Regions from separate parts of the Homo sapiens genome. Here region 2 is linked to region 1. Evidence: chromatin contacts called from ENCODE Hi-C data. All regions are on one chromosome and are shown on one strand. The core of a region is the stretch at or near the end of the contact, and the rest is flanking DNA. Distances in the headings are between cores, read along the strand shown. Region 1 holds the start of LINC00620 (long intergenic non-protein coding RNA 620). Region 2 holds the start of XPC-AS1 (XPC antisense RNA 1).

Region 1 (2,700 bases), core at 137-2,636:
TATCATTAGGGAGCTGCAAGTTAAACCAACCATGAGATACTGCCACGCACCTACTGGAGTGGCTCATATCCAAAGCACTAACACACCAAATGCTGGCGAGGATGTGGAGCACCAGGAACTCACATTCATTGCTGGTGGGAATGCAAAATGGCACAACCACTTTGGAAAACAGTTTGGCTGTTTTTTTTTTTTTTTTTTTTTTTTTTTTTTTTTTTCAGACAGGGTCTTTCTCTGTCACCCAGGCTGGAGTGCAGTGAAGCAATCACGATTCACTGCAGCCTCAACCTACCAGGCTCATGTGATTCTCCCACCTCAGCCTCTTGAGTAGCTGGGACTACAGGCATGCACCACCACGCCCAACTGATTTTTGTATTTTTTGTAGAGGCGGGGTTTTGCCATGTGGCCCAGCCAATCTGAAGCCAATCTGAAAAGGCTACACACTGTATGATTCCAACAATACAACATTCTGGAAAAGGCAAAACTATGGGAACAGTAAAAAGATCTGTGGTTGCCAGGGGTTAGGGGGAAGGGAGCACAGGGGATTACGGGTGGAGTTTAGAGAATTTTTTGGGCGGTGACACTATTCTGTGTGATACAATAATGGTGGATAAGGGTCGTTGTACATTTGTCCAAACACATGGAATGTACAGCTTCAAGAATGAGCCCTCACGTAAACCATGGGCTGTGGGTGACACTGATGTGGCAGTGCAGGTCCCTCATGCACCCCTCTGCTGGGGATGTTGATAGAGGGGAGGTTGTGCACGTGTAGGGGCAGGGAGTGTGTGGGAACTCTCTGTACTTTCTGCTCAGTTTTCCTGGGAACCTAAAACTGTTCTAAAAAATTAAGTCTACTTAAAAAACAAAACATAACAGCCCACTGCGTGGCCCTCCCCATACTCCCAAAGCTCACATTCTAGTGGGGAGTCAGACACAGAAACAGACACAACCATGTTGGCAGTCACTGCAATGATGAGGCAGACACAGGGGGCTGTGGAAACTCAAGAGGGGCCATTATAGTGGCATCAGGGAAGGCTTCCTGGAGGAGGTGTTGCCTCCAGTGGGTTTTGACGTGCAGCAGGAATCACCCAGCCGGAGATCAGGGCAGGCACTGCAGGCAGCATGCTCAAAGGCACGAAGGAGTGAGGTGGTGGGGGAGCAGCGGAAGTTCCTAGCGCAGCGTGGGGGTGCTCTGTGCACAGATAAGTTGCGGGCCGCGGGAAACAGGACCCTGGGGGGCCCCCTAGAGCCTCGCGGAGCGGCTTGCAGAGGAGCCTCGGGGCCACGGCGTGTGTGCAGCGACACCTGGCGGTGGCATGCGGAACTGCGGACGGCTGCGCAGGAGCGGACAGCGGAGAGGCGGTACTGACCGGTGCGAGGCGGTGCTGACCGGTGCGGGCCGGTGCGGGCCAGTGCAGGCCAGGCCCGGCCGGGGCGAGGCAGGTGGCCAGGTCCGAGGACCGCGTCGCACAGCAGCTTTCAGGACCTGGAGAGAAATCGAGGTGGGGGTGCGTGAACGTGGATGGGCAGAAATAACATCTTTTGTACTCTAATTGGAACATAGCATGTCCTTTAATTATGAACGCAATGAGCTATAGTAGCACTACTGATTTCAGAGATGGCGCAATCTCGCTTTCCTTCCTTAGTACTTTGAAATTGCAGTGGGTATTAGACCCGCTGCTAGACCGTGTCATTCACTGGGTTAAGAAGGAAGCCCAGGTAGCGCCACGTCACAGACCCCTTTTAGTATTCTGATAACTATAATTTAAATCTAATCGGCATTTAAGAGCCTACAGGCTTGCCCAGACTGCCAAAGGCGTCTCTGGCACACACACACGCACACACACTAACATGCACACAAGCAGACACACATGCACGCAGACACGCACATGAACACATGCACACGCACACTTGCATGTACACACGTGTGTACACATACACACATGCATGGTTGAGAACCTCTCTGGAGAGGAAAGGCAACACCAGTGTGTCCGCTATGTAGTGGTTTATCAGACAGTTTATTGTGGACATGGACATGAATAAGAAAGGGGCACTGCTAATTAGGCCAAGGCAGTGGATATGAGGTGGGACTGTCCCTAGCACACTGGGACCAGGGCTACCCTGAGGCCTGCAGGACACCGGGAGCTGTGTGTGAGTTTGCATCTCTGTAGGCGCGTGGCTGTGAGTGTGGGGGAACCTGGTGAAACGCATCTGAGGAGGGGAGGGGGTGTCTGCCACTGTTCTGGGTGTGTGTGTATGTGTGTGTGTGTGTGTGTGTATAGGGCATTCTGATCTCTAGTACCTGGGTTCTAGCAGATGCCTGACCTACAGCCCTGTGTTCAGCCTGGTCATTCCAGCTCTCAGAGAGACCTTGCCCAGCCATTTCCTGGGGTAGCAAATGGTCTGGAACCAGTCTGTCTTGCCTCCCCTGAGGGAGACAGGCGGGCTACTTGTGTAGCCTTCTTACCTCACTAAACTCTTCCTTCCTTCCATGATGATCCCCGTTTTACAGACACAGAAACTGAGGCCCAGAAGAGCTGAATATTTGGCCCAGGCCACACAGGGAGTCCAGCCACGGGTGATGAGGGGCTGAGGATCGGGGAGGGACAGGAAACCTGGCCTTTCTGAGCCTTGCTGTCCTTATCTGCTGCGTCAGGAGGTGAGAGGAAGATGTTTGGGGCTGAGCTAGCAGAGAGGACACTG
Region 2 (2,700 bases), core at 22-2,521, 500 kb after region 1:
TGACTGTTTTTTGCTCACTAGCCTGTGAGTCCCTAAACCTGGGAAGAACGTTTTAATCCAGCATTACGATGCCAGTTTCATTGGCTCCGTTCCCTCTGGAGGGAAGCCAGAATTGGTAAAGCACTGACTTTGCAAATCCAGTGTAACATCCTGAAAATTGGAGCCACCAGGCCTCAACTCCCAGCAGCCCCATGCCAGCTTTCCATCCCCATCTCTGGAGCCACCCCTCCCCATCCCTGTGTTTAGCCTCCATCGAAGGCCCCTCACGCACACGGGATGGGAGTAGCCGCCATGGAAATCAAAGCCAGTGATGGCCTGGACACAGTCGATGTCCAGCTTGCGGGCCACGCGGTGTAGATTGGGCAGGTTCAGCTGGACACAGCCAATAGGCATCATGCTGGGCAGGAAGAGGTACACATTCCCAAACTCGTTCCGGGGCACCTGTGTCGGGTGAGCAAGTCAGCATTTGGCCAGCAGGGGAACAAGGCGGCCTGGTCCTGAGCCCTTCTGATGCTGCCCTTACCTTCCCGTCCACGGCCACTGGGGGCTGATACTCCTCTGTCTGCCAGTAGCCAAACAGGCCCAGGTCATTTTCTTCCCGCAGCTGGGGCTCAGCAAGTCGGGCTTTCCGAGCACGGTTAGAAAAGCCTTTCACCATCTGCACCAGAGGACACGGCCACCGTTTACAACAAAGGCATCCAGTTCCTCAGCACCGGGCCAGGCACCATGCTCAGTGCCGCATGCCTGGTACCTGGTGAACCCTCAGAACACACCTACCAGCTGGGGTGCTTTTTCTCCCTTTTTTTTTTTTGAGACAGAGTCTCGCTCTGTCGCCCAGGCTGGAGTACAGTGGTGCAATCTTGGCTCGCTGCAACCTCTGCCTCCTGGGTTTAAGCAATTCTCCTGCCTCAGCCTCCTGAGTAGCTGGGATTACAGGTGCCTGCCACCACGCCCGGCTAATTTTTGTATTTTTAGTAGAGACGGGGGTTTCACCATGTTGGCCAGGCTGGTCTCGAACTCCTGACCTCAGGTGATGCACTCGCCTCAACCTCCCAAAGGGCTGGGATTACAGGCGTGAGCCACCGTGCCCGGCTGCTCCCCTTTTCTTACTACAAGCACTAGCTAACATTTATGGAACATTCTCTGTCCCAGACACTATTCTCGGTGTTTTTTGTTTTTTTATCCCCCTGAGACGGAGTCTCACTCTGTTGCCCAGGCTGGAGTGCCCTGGTGTGATCTCAGCTCACTACAACCTCCACCTCCCGGATTCAAGTGATTCTCGTGCCTGTCTCCTGAGTAGCTGGGACTACAGGTACCCGCCACCATGCCCAGCTAATTTTTATATTTTTGGTAGAGATGGGGTGTCACCATATTGGCCTGGCTGGTCTCAAACTTCTGACCTCAAATGATCCACCTGCCTTGGCCTCCGAAAGTGCTGGAATTACAGGCATGAGCCACTGCGCCCAGCCTATCTTCAGTGCTTTATATGTTATTATTTAATTTTTTCAACAAACCCACAAGGTAGGTCTTATTATTGTTTCCATTTTACAGATGAACACCACAGACGGGGTAAATGATTTGCCTAAAGTCACACAGCTCGTAAGGGCCAGAGCCCACACTTTCATCCACTAGCCTATATTCTGTGCTGTCATCACTGATAGCAGTGACTGAGACTGAGAGACAAAGTCACTTAAGAGCTGATGGCTGGTAAGTGACAAGAACCAGGATTTACAATTCAGGTAACTGTCCATCAGTAGAGCCTGTGTCTCAACATATAACCTATGTCTGCTCACACGCCCTAGAAAGCACTGACAGTTCAGGACTCCCAGTGTGCTCCCCAACAGCGTGCAGTGGCCAAGGCCAAGATCTTCCCTGGGGAGTGAAGTGGTGAGAGGGGCGCAGGACAGGCAAGGACAGAGTCACGTAACTCTTAGAGGAGTCAGGCATGGGCGTGCGGCTGAGGGCTGGCCCCTGGGCCTCAGCATACAGACTTCCTCTAGTGCAGGGGCCCACAAGCTTGTTCTGTAAAGGGTCATGCGTGGCCTCCATCACATATTCTTTATTCTTCTCATTCTTATAACCCTTTAAAAATGTGAAAAGCCATTCCCCAGGTTGGGGGTGGCCTGCGAGCTCTCATGTCCATTCCTGCCATGATCTCTGGGCGCACCCTCTCTGTCACCACTTCAGGGACAGAGGGACTCTGAGTTCTGACAACCGTCCCTTTCTGAGAAGCCATTCACCCAGCACACTGTTCAGTAAACTTCCACTGGGATCTCCTGGAGACCAGGCCATGACCCAGTCATGAAGGAGGGATGGAGCGAGGACAGTCTTTGCTCTTAGGAGCTCAGGCTCCTGCAGGGGAAGAGACAGAGCTACGACTCAGCGTGATGAGTACAGGGTGGAACAGGAGCTCAGAGGCAAGCCATTGCCCAGCCCTGAGGACAGTGGAGGCAAGAAAGGCTGCTCAAAACAGGTCCCGCCTGAGCAGAGGCTTAAAGGGGCAAGGGGTTGCCCAAGAGAACAGGGCTGGACCCCACAGGGCACAGAGGTGGGAGAACACTGGGACCTGGGGCCTAAGTCCTCTGGAATGCAGAGGCAGTGAGCACCAGAACATCACTGTGCACCATGGGGAGGGTGCGGGACTCAGACTAAAGGCGCTGGCCAAGGTGGGACAAGGATGGCCAAGATGCACAGAAAGAG

Evidence for each region. Hi-C counts contacts between places; a loop is a spot of excess contacts on that map. Pooled maps may share reads with other maps.
Region 2: a map of heart left ventricle shows a loop between it and region 1 (3-fold over the local background). The contact joins the promoter of XPC-AS1 here to the promoter of LINC00620 in region 1. A Hi-C loop is called at or near these places in 2 of 168 maps with a recorded cell type or tissue (heart left ventricle and naive thymus-derived CD4-positive, alpha-beta T cell) and 4 of 50 pooled maps.

What each region holds. Positions count from the first base shown.
Region 1 is chr3:13,649,335-13,652,034 of GRCh38, forward strand. LINC00620 (long intergenic non-protein coding RNA 620) reads left to right here and starts at 1,387. Exons shown (of 6, transcript NR_027103.1): 1 at 1,387-1,499. The region is part of intron 1 of LOC100293612 (a long non-coding RNA gene); the gene reads right to left.
Region 2 is chr3:14,148,291-14,150,990 of GRCh38, forward strand. It overlaps XPC-AS1 (XPC antisense RNA 1), which reads left to right and starts at 1,272. Exons shown (of 2, transcript XR_001740603.2): 1 at 1,272-1,312; 2 at 1,552-2,700. It overlaps XPC (XPC complex subunit, DNA damage recognition and repair factor), which reads right to left. Exons shown (of 16, transcript NM_004628.5): 12 at 524-658; 13 at 272-441. RefSeq lists enhancers at 263-947, 2,565-2,700.